Regions from separate parts of the Homo sapiens genome. Here region 1 is linked to region 2. A link is an interaction called in ENCODE POLR2A ChIA-PET data of the cell type or tissue named here. Cell type or tissue: IMR-90. All regions are shown on one strand. Each heading gives the region's core, and the rest is flanking DNA. Links, peaks and the distances in the headings are about the cores only. Region 1 has its middle 13 kb from the start of CHN1. Region 2 holds the start of CHRNA1 (cholinergic receptor nicotinic alpha 1 subunit).

The links. Peaks named below come from ENCODE experiments on the same cell type or tissue, not always from the same donor. Only the 100,000 strongest peaks of a DNase experiment are listed, where the experiment ranks them.
Region 1: POLR2A ChIA-PET joins it to region 2 with 5 read pairs; 5 of 35 experiments call an interaction of 5 or more read pairs at or near these places.

What each region holds. Positions count from the first base shown.
Region 1 is chr2:175,016,038-175,021,418 of GRCh38, forward strand. No RefSeq gene overlaps it. Among named protein-coding and RNA genes, the nearest start is that of CHN1, 13 kb to the left of the region's middle. In IMR-90, for the core only: no CTCF peak of the experiment used is centred there; no DNase peak of the experiment used is centred there.
Region 2 is chr2:174,761,304-174,766,631 of GRCh38, forward strand. It overlaps CHRNA1 (cholinergic receptor nicotinic alpha 1 subunit), which reads right to left and starts at 3,169. Exons shown (of 9, transcript NM_000079.4): 1 at 3,049-3,169. The coding sequence starts at 3,091. RefSeq lists a silencer at 578-872 and an enhancer at 3,170-3,669. In IMR-90, for the core only: a CTCF peak has its summit at 2,319 (motif pointing left); DNase peaks (open chromatin) are centred at 718, 1,988, 2,288 and 3,518; H3K27ac peaks cover 2,093 bases.

The DNA of each region.
Region 1 (5,381 bases), core at 280-5,279, 260 kb after region 2:
CATTTAATACTAGTTCTTTAGGGTCCCCCCTTTTTTTAAAGCCTGTGCATCCCACTGGTAAGGGGGATATGTTAATCCAGATGCTTGGTTAAAACAAAATGAATAACAACAACAACAACTATATATATACATAGATAGATGATAGATAGATAGATAGATAGATAGATAGATAGATAGATAGATAATGATATTGTTCAGCTGAAATCTCAAAACAATCATTTAAACTGAAGTTCTCCATGAAGCCAACCCACCCAGAAGTAACTCATCCCTTTTTTAACACTCAGAGAACTATTCAAGTATGGATCTTAATGCATTTAATATTTCATACATTTTATTATAACTATTTGAGTATATATGCAAATGCAAATATATATTTTGTACACACGCACTCACACACATATTCTACCATTCTATCTACTGGATCCTTAGCTCATTCAGAGTAGGGTTCTGTTGTTTTTCTTTACATTTCCCAGCATATAGGTACTCACCAACATCAGTTAAATGAATGGATGAATATGTTAATATAAATATAAAAGCTAACAGAGCGATTTCAAATAGGCCACTGCTTTGCTGGACCTCCCAGCGGGTAGCGTGCTAGGATATTGAAGACATCCTTGTCAATGGTTTACACTGCCTGGTTTCAGCCTACATTTTGGCAAATGCAATGGATGGTTTTGTTTCAAGTTTGTATTTATTGCATGGTCACACTATAGAGGATTAAGGAGCAACAGGATGTAAGAAGGTGATACAGTTTGGATGTTTTGTCCCCTCCAAATCTCAGGTTGAAATGTGATCTCCAGTGTTGGAAGTGGGCCTGGTGAAAGGTGAATGGATCATGAGGGCAGATCCTTTATGAATGGTTTGGCACCATCCCCTTAGTGATAAGTGAGTTCTCACTCAGTTAGTTTACCTGAGATCTGGTTGTCTAAAAGAGTCTGGGACCTCACCCTTTTCTCTCTTGCTCCTGCTCTCACCATGCTTGCTCCCCCTTTGCCTTCTACCATGATTGGAAACTTCCTGAGGCCCTCACCAGGAGCAGATGCTGAAGCCATGCTTGTATAGCTTGCAGAACTGTAAACCAGTTAAACCTGTTTTCTTTACAAACTACCCAGCTCCAGGTATTTCTTTATAGCAATGCAACAATGGGCTAATAAAATTGATAAGTAGTGGGGCTTTGCTGAAAAGATATCTGATGATGTGGAAGCAGCTTTGGAACTGGGTAACAGAGTCTGGAAGAGTTCGGAGGGCTCAGAAAAAGATAGGAAGATGAGGGGAAGTCTGGAACTTCTTGCAGACTAGCTAAATGGTTGTGATCAAAATGCAGATGGAAATATGGATGATGAAGGCCAGCTTGATAAGGTCTCAGATGGCAATGAGAAACTTATTGGGAACTGGAGGAAAGATCACCCTTGTTACTCCCTAGTAAAGAACTTGACTTCATTGTGTCCATGTCCTAGGGCTTTGTGGAAGTTCAAACTCAAGAGTGATTACCTACAGTATCTGGCAGAAGAAATTTCTAGGCAGCAAAGCATTCAAAAAGTGACATGCCTGCTTCTAACACCCTAAATCAGATGCAGGAGCAAAGGAACGACTTAAAGTTGGAATTCATATTTAAAAGGGAAGCAGAGCATAAAAGTTTGGAAAATTTGCAGCCTGGTACTGAGGTAGAGAAAGAATCCAAGTGGTCTGGATAGCAACCACTTGCTAGAGAGATTAGCATGACTAAAAGGGAGCATGACTAGATGCGAAGTCATTTCAGAAAACTTTGATGCAGCCTCTCCCATCACAGGCCCAGAGACCTACAGGGAAAGAATGGTTTTGGGACCAGGCCTGGGTGCTGCTGCCCTGTGCAGCCTCATGACACTGCTTCCTGCATCCAGGCTGCTCCAGCTACACCCAAGGCTGAAAGGGCACAAGATACTGCTTGGGCTGCCACTCTGGAGAGCATAAGTCATAAGCCCTTGGTGGCTTCCATGTGTTAAGCCTGCAGGCACATAGAATGCAAGCAAGAAGGCTTGGCAACTTCTGCCTAGATTTCAGAGGTGGTACGGGAAAACCCTAGGTGCCCAGGCAGAAGCCTGCTGCAGGACAGATTACCCATAGATAAACTCTATTACGGCACTGCTGAAAGAAATGTAGGGTTAGAACTGCCACACAGAGTCCTCACCAAGGCACTGCCTAGTGGAGCTGTGGGAAAGGGACAGCTGCCTTCCAGACCCAAGAATGGTAGAGGCACCAGCAGTTTGCAGCCTCAGTGTGGAAAGGCCATAGGCACCAAGCTCCGACCCATGAGAGCATACACAGGAGCTGTACCCTGCAATGCCACAGGGGTGGAGCTGCCCAAGGCCTTGAGAGTCCACCCCTCACAGTAAGATGTGGGACATGGAGTTAAAAGAGATTGTTTTGGAGCTTTAAGATTTAATGTTTGCCCTGCTGGGTTTCAGACGTGTGGGGCCTATTGCTCCTTTCTTTTGGTCAATTTCTCCCTTTTAGAATGGGAATATTTACCCATCGCCTGTACTACCATTGTATCTTGGGAGTAAGTAACTTGTTTATCTTACAGGCTTATACGTGGAAGAAACTCATCTCCAGATAAGACTTTGGACTTTGGACCTGAGGCTTTTGAGTCAATAATGGACAAGTTAAGACTTTGGGGGACTACTGGGAAGGCATGGTTGTATTAAAATGTGAGAAGTACATGAGATTTGGGGAGTTAGGGGCAGAATAATATGGTTTGGATGTTTGTCTCCTCCAAATCTCATGCTGAAATGTGATTCCCAATGTTGGAGATGGTGGGAGCTGGTGGGAGATGACTAGATCATGGAGGTGGGTCCCTCATTAATGGTTTAGTACCATCCATTGGTGATAACCAAGTTCTTGCTCAGTTCATGTAAGATCTGGTTGTTTAGAAGAGTCTGGGACCTCCCCCTCCTCTCTCTCTTGCTCTCGTTCTCACCATGTGACGTGCTTGCTCCCTTTTCACCTTCTGCCATGATTGCGAGCTTCCTGAGGCCCTCACCAGGAGCAGATGCTGGAGGCATGCTTGTACAGCCTGCAGAACCATGAGCCAATTAAATATTTTCTTTACAAATCATCCCTGTTTAGTTTGTTTGCAATTTGATGAAATAAGCTTTGCAAAGTTAAGCCAGATTTTTTTTTTACACCAGTTTCCAGAACATCATACTTGATATGAATATTCTTCCTACAGCCTATAACTAGTGGATCTTTTATGCAGAAGACAGAAACAGGTATCTACTTTTTCTTTTTTAAAACTATATGCAATTACTAAAATATTATTAGACATATAACAATGACAAAAAAGGTATACAAAATGAAAAAGAGGAAAAAGAAACCATTGTCAATTCTACTACCAAAAAGTAACTACTGTTAACACTTTAATTTATATTCTTTGAGATTTTTTTTCCTGACTCTATAGATGTGGCACATGCAAGTATGGGTTTGCCCCCTTTCTCTACTTCTTTGAATACAAATGGTTACAGCAGGTGCCACCATATTAGTACTAAGTAACAACATTACCCTCTACTATAGTTGTTTGGTTAGGTCCATGGATTGACAGTGACCCAAACTGGACCATTCAGAGTTACCCTCTCTCTGAGGATGAAGCTGCTGGAAATAATTTTTGACCTTGTGAAATAAGAAACTGGGAAAACAGTCCAGAGTGAGAGAGATGCATAGAAAGAAAGAGACAAGAGAGAGCCCTGGCAGCATCCAAGTGTCTGGTTCCAATTATCCTAAGGCCTGGAGAAAACTAAACTTCCTTTAGTTTCCCTGGTAGAGCAGATGCTACAGTATGCTGCTTCACAGATCCTCCCCATCAGGACCAAGGTATCCACTGCCCCAGATGCCAGGAGAGTCGGTTACTGATGGCTCAAAGCTGAGTCAGTTCCCAGGATTTGCCCTTGTACTAAGGCAGTTGTTTGGACCAAGGCTGCACACCTTTCCAGGATTATCCTACAAGTAATTATTGGTTAATATGTCGATATAAAGGTCTGAGTCCCTTGCCTCAAAAGGGAACAATGCCAGAGCTCACCATGGAATTAACTGTAGCATGGGTTGCACTGGCATCTCAGTTAAACTTTGCCCTTTGCTCAGTCCTGCTTCCTTCACTCTGTTACAGGTATTGATTCAAAGAGCACTGCCCAGAAAACTTTCTGTCTCCATCTGTTTCCTGGGAAGACTAACTTAAGCCAGTGGGTTTGGCAGAGCTGTCTAAATGTCCCACATAATGCATTCTTTCTTTCTTCCTCTGTAATATGGCATATAATGTATCATAATAAATCACTCTGGTTGGGTGTGGTGGCTCACACCTGTGATCCCAGCACTTTGGGAGGCTGAGGCAGGCAGATCACCTGAGGTCGGGAGTTTGAGACCAGCCTGACCAACATGGAGAAACCCCATCTCTGCTAAAAATACAAAATTATCCAGGTGTGGTGGTGCATGCCTGTAATCCCAGAAACTCAGGAGGCTGAGGCAAAAGAATAGCTTGAACCCGGGAGGTGGAGGTTACAGTGAGTCGAGATCACTCCATTGCACTCCAGCCTGGGCAACAAGAGCTAAACTCCATCCCAAAAAATAAATAAATACATAAATAACACTCCATCATTAGTACTTAAGTTAGCACAAGTGGCTTCCTGTTATTTGCAACCAAAAGGGCTCTAACTAACATATTATTTGGTTATGATAAATTTCTCAAAGTAACTGATGTTACACAAGGACGATACATTTTTAAGATTTTAATCCCCATTGCCACATTATTCTTCAGAAATATTGCACCAACTTACATTCTCATTAATAGTATGCCAAAGTAACCATTTCTTAGACTCTGTCCAACTCTGATATTATCCTTTTTTCACTTTTTCATTCAATAAATGTTTATTGAGTGTCCACTATGTGCCTGGCTATGTACTAGGAGCTGGGGATAAATCCTTACCACAATGGAGCTTCCATTCTAGGTGTGAAGAGATAGACAATAAACAAGATAAGTAAGTGGTATTGTACACTAGAAGGTGGCAAATGTCATGGAGACACATGACACAGGAGGCAACGGCAGTGCAGGAGGTGAGGGGCATCCATGTTAAGTGCTGGGGTCAGGGATGCCCTCTCTGAGAAGATGGCTTTCAGCTAAGATTGGAAGAAGGTAAAGGAAAAAGGCGTAGACATACTGGTAGGGGTGGAGGGGGGTTCGAGGGGAAGAGCATCTGGGGCAGAGAAAACAGCCAGGACCAAGTTTTGGAGACTGGAGTACGCCTGTTATGTTCAAGCAATAGCAACAAGGCAGTATGCAAGAGGCAGGGGCAAAGGGAGCAAGTGGGAGAGTGGGGGATGAGGTTAGTGAGGTAATGAGGGCTGCCACATCGTCC
Region 2 (5,328 bases), core at 1-5,000:
CTTTCCGCAGGTTATTGCTGAGGCTGCAGTGCAGTAGCTCAATTACAGCTCACTGCAGCCTTGACCTCCCAGGCTCAAGCAATCCTCCCACCTTAGCCTCCCCCAACCAAGCAGCTGGGACCACATCTCTATAAAAAATACAAAAATTACCTGGGTGCGCACCACCACACCCAGCTAATTTTTGTATTTTTTGTACAGATGGGGTTTTGCCACATTGTTCAGGCTGGTCTCAAACTCCTGAGCTCAAGCCATCCACCCACCTCATCCTCCCAAAGTGCTGGGATTACAGGCAAGAGCCACCTCACCCGGCTAGTTTCACACGTTTTCTGAACCCAAAATGTTCCAAGGGCACTCAGTGCCCAACCACGCAGAGATTTCACATGACATTTCCCTAAAGCCACCTGCATTTGAGGACTCTTGAAGGGAATATGTTGTTTGAATATTCCGTTTTTGCAACCACCCCATTGAGCCCCTGGGACTTGATAATCCTTCTGTCCTCTATGCATTTTCTATCCTGGGCCTCATCCATCCCATGGTGGAGTTGCAGACTGGAATGGATTACTGAGCACCTTGGCCATTGAATTTGAAGCTGTTGCTTTGGCCTTGCCTTGGGCTGCTTATTTTTAAATGACTGTTCACTCCAGTTTGACAGGAAGAACATATTAGAAAGCAGAGGGCAGAGCAGATGGTCAGCATTATGTAGCAGGAGAACTATGCAGACCAACCCTATGGCCCACTAAGAGGAAGGGGAGGATGACAGAAGCAGACATAATCAGCATTTCAGAGACAGTCACCTCCTCCTTTCCCACCCTAGCCAATAACAAGGTGCCTGTTCCTTCCATAAGGAATTTCTAAGGAAGGAGGGCTTCATTTCTTAGATTGGTTCACTGGTATTCTTTTCTTTTTTCCTCCCCAGCACAGGGTAGAGTGATAGAAAACTCACAGGGCTCAAAGTCAGAACTCTATGATTCTCTTCCCAACTCCCATATGGCCTGGAGAGTTGGATTAGTTCTTCATGGATTCAACGAATCACAGTAAATACTTTTGTAAAAAGGTAGGGTGTAAATAAACAAATATGCAAATAAAAAATTAAATAATGTCAAATTCCCCTTTTTAGCAAGATTATATTTGTAATCTTTATTCAGATGATGGTAACATTAATTTATTCATGAAATATTTGTTGAGCATTTACTGTAAGCAAAGCATTGTTTTGGGAGCTTCGAGATATTCAAAACTGAATCCTTCTTCCTACCCTCATGGAGATTGACATTTGTCATTTACGTAAATAACTGTGAACAAGTTGGAAAGTGATATGCCGTAAGAAAGACGGCAATGAAGTGCTTGAGATTCCAGAGGCAAAGAAAAGAAAAAGTTGAAATGAAAAGTGCTGTATAAATAGAACAGAGATCACGCTGTGTTAAGCTAACACAGGAAAAGAGTCCCTGATATAAATGACAATTTTGTCTACAAAGGACTGATTCTAAGAAGGGAAACTCAACCACAGTTTCAAAGTGTTCCTTTTGTACCACACTGGTTCCATTTGTATTTGTATGTAGGAAATAGCTCCCTGGGCTGGGCAAAAGAAATTTTGAACTGTTACTAGTCCCATGGATCATTATTATCTTAACCTGATTCTGTATCTCTTGCTACCTTTGGCTAGTTCAGGCTGTGTTTTCTGACTGTGCATGTAATAAACCAAGTCTCCAACTGACCACATTCCAAAATGTATAAATTAAGTGACCTTGGGCAGGTCAGCTTTAGTTTCCTTGTAATAAAAAATTGAGGATGTTGGACTGCCTGATCTAGCTCTAAATTTCTATAAAACACCCATGGAAATCAATGCCAGCAAACTCGAGATTTGACCTAAATACATATCACATACTTCTTTAATAGCTAATCATGCATTTTTGGTTAGCAATAACCAAAATCCTAAGAGATCTCTTAAGGATGTTTACATTAAAGCATATCATTTAAGAATTTTCCTGTGACTGTGGTTTTGCGTGCACGCATGTGTGTGCACGCGCGCGCACACACACACACACACACACACACACATCAGGCCAGCTTTGGCTGGACAGAGTCCAAATCCCACATGATATAATTTATCTGAGTTTAGGCTCTTTCACTCAACTCTGATATTGAAAAAAATTAATAATAAAGCTTTTTGCCTCTTGACCAGAAGGCCTGTGTTTTTCAGAGCAATATTGGAAATGAAAAATCACAGGATGTCAGCCACCTTGTTTCTCAGTTGGGATGATATCACCAGTAAACTTTTATGTGAAGCAATCAGCAAACATCTCCTGTTTCCCTCTAGCGGAAGTCTGGGATTCAGGATGGTGTTTCAGCTGCTGTGTTAGGACACATTCCAGAGTAGAATGCAGGTCAAATGCTGTGCAAGGTTTTATAGTTTCAATTCAAACCCAAACCTATATATAGTAACATCTTAAAAAAAAAAAGTAGGTAGGAATGTATTCATATGGAATTTTTTTTAACTTCAGAAATTTTGAAAAAATTAAAAAATATTTGTCTCTGTGGAGAGAGTTTAGTTATGATTATTAACTGGTTTCTATCTCCAGCACATGTAGCTGTCAATCAGTCCTCTTTATTATTAGAATTCTCCTGGAGCAGTAAAGGGACTTGTTAACTCCATTGTATGTGATTATAAGGCACTGTTCTAAGTATCCATAGTTGTTTAAATATGAACCCCCGGACACTACCATGATCCACAAGTGGTCCAGGTCCTACAAATGGTGCCGAGTGTTCAGAGGGATGAGTCGGCTGCCAGGCATGATGGAGGGAGAGACATGCGTGTCTATCTTGAAGTCTTTGACCAGGCAGTTTCTATTTTAATTAGATAAGGCAAACTAAAAATCTTTATCCAAAAACTCAATCAAGCTAACATCAGGAAGAAACTGACAGAGCAGCCCCTGGTTGGGGAGGCTCTGCCATTCTGTGGTCTCATCAAAGAAGCAAGACTTTGATTTGGGGGCCTCCAGCACTTTAGCCTCAAAGGAGAGCCCTCTCCCCACCCCTGACCCCAGCACTTACCTGAGCAAAGGCTAAAGAGCAGGAGGAGAGGCCAGGGCTCCATGGGCTACCGGAGCTTGTGTGGACCAGGGCAGAGTGGTGGCCTGTGCTTCTCACTGGCACTCTGGCTGGGTGCTTGTCTGCTGGAGGGTTTGGAAAGCGAGTCGGCTCACTAGAGCTATTGTTTTACACCACCTGTTTGTGGGAGCGACAGCTGGGCTGCCCTCAGCCCTGGAGCCCAGGGAGTTACTGGGACTGTACACCATTACAGATATGCCTCACTTTACACAATTGCTTACCCTTGACAAGCTGAGTATGAACTGCATTATATTTTAAATGCACCAGTAGTCAGATCTTAATGAAAAAAAAATGTATAGGAAGGAAGGAATTATTTTAAATGGTGAGCAAACTGCCTCTCTTTTGTGTAAACCAGAACCTCATCTCTGTGGGTTGACTTGATTAGGGTCATTTGGTCTGAGTAGATAGTCAGCTGTTTGTCCTAAACCACAAAAATCCACATTCTGCAAACATGGCTTCAGTTTCATTTCCTCTGCTTCAGTGTTAGGCTGAGGGTGCCGGGGGCTTTTCTGACTGCCTGGATTTCAGAAAAGTGTAGCTGGTGTTGAGTCTGCTGCTGGGAAGCCCCCACGTTGATTGGGTTTGGTTTTTAACAAAGACAGCTTCTTCCATAAAACTGGCTTTACTGGCCCCCAGAGTGGCTGTTCCAACCCCTGCCTCTGTATCAGGCAATACCTATCCCACACGAACCATTAGCTGGAGCAAATTGCCCACGTCCTATGCACTGTGATTCAAGCGAAGAGTAATTATTGGGAAAAAGTGTCCCACCGCATCAGCAGTCGTTCCGGGTTCCTGCCTCCTTCCATCCGTCCCTCTGCCTACTCTCACTCAGGGAAGCAAAGAGCAGAGTGGTTCAGCTTTTCAATTATCTTGCTTGAAAAACATCCTAAAAACCAGCAGTTAGTAATTTCTCAGTCTGAGAAGTATTGTTACCCTAGCTGTGCTTCTTTGCAGGGTGTGAGGTGAGTTCCCAGAAGGAGACAGTTACTTAAAGGTACCCTGCCTGTTCCTTCCAGGCCTCCTTCCCACATGGAACTAGGTGAGAAAGGTCCTCTCACCTCAAGCCCACAACAACATCCTGACAGATCCTCTCATTCCAGTGGATCCAAACAAATCATTAGAGAAGGGGCTTGGAGGGTAGAGGAGAGAGCTGCAAGCTCATACTATTTATATTTTTTGTTTAAACTGTGGGAGATCAGTTAACTGTTTGCTAAAAAAAAATTTGGTTCTCTCCCTTCCATGGAATAGCCCCGTGGCAGAAATACAACCCCCACCCTCTGACCAGCCCCTTCCATCTAAATGGAGCCATGGGACTGACCTCTGGCCAGTGGCATGAGTGGAAAAATGTTCTCAGACTCACAAACCTACCAGAGCTCAGCCCCGCCCTTCTAGTCTTCTGACCGGCTAGAATGGACATGGTCCCAAAGTTAACCTTAGAAACCATGTTCTGAAGGTGGTGTTGCTTTTGACATTCTGAATCCTTGAATGACTGCATGGAGGGGGACCCCCTATCCACCTGCTCACCACCCAGCACTATTTCAATGAAAACAAAACATGCATCGTGCTGAGCCATCAAAATCCTTGGGTTTATTTGTACAGCAGCTAGTGTTCCGTAATTAATAAAATATGTAATCCTTTGCACTAGTATCCTGAGGTTAAAAATAAATTCTAAAATATGTAGCACTGCAGCAGAAGGCAAGAAAATTGATACTGGAGGCTGAAAATATGAAGACCCATGTTATATGGTATCAAATCATTTCATAAACTGTTGTCCTCAATTACTTGGTGAACAATGTGTCTACTGAGCCTGTAGCTCCCAGAATAGAGGCTGGTAAACCCAAAGTTAGTGCACCATGGCTCTTTCTGGCTTTGTTTAGCAAGTCAGTACAAGGAAGAGCTGAGCTCAGGCAAAAATGTGCTGGTTCAAGAGCAGAAATGAAAAGAAATAGAATGAGTCCAGAAATGTGGAGTCTTCTGTTTTGAACTTCAAAAGAGTAAGTGAAAACATGGAATAAAGGCTTTGAGCAACCAAAGCCCGTTAAGACTTCTCTTTAAACAGGCAGTTTCATCACCACAGCAAAGATCACTTTAAGGGTGCTTTCTTCACAGCCAAATCTATTTTTTTTTTCAGATGGCTTCAAGATGGCTGCTATTAAGTTGAAGGAGAGAGGTATAGTGGTTAGGATGCAAAGAAATTAATCAGATTAAAGAATTGTGACCATG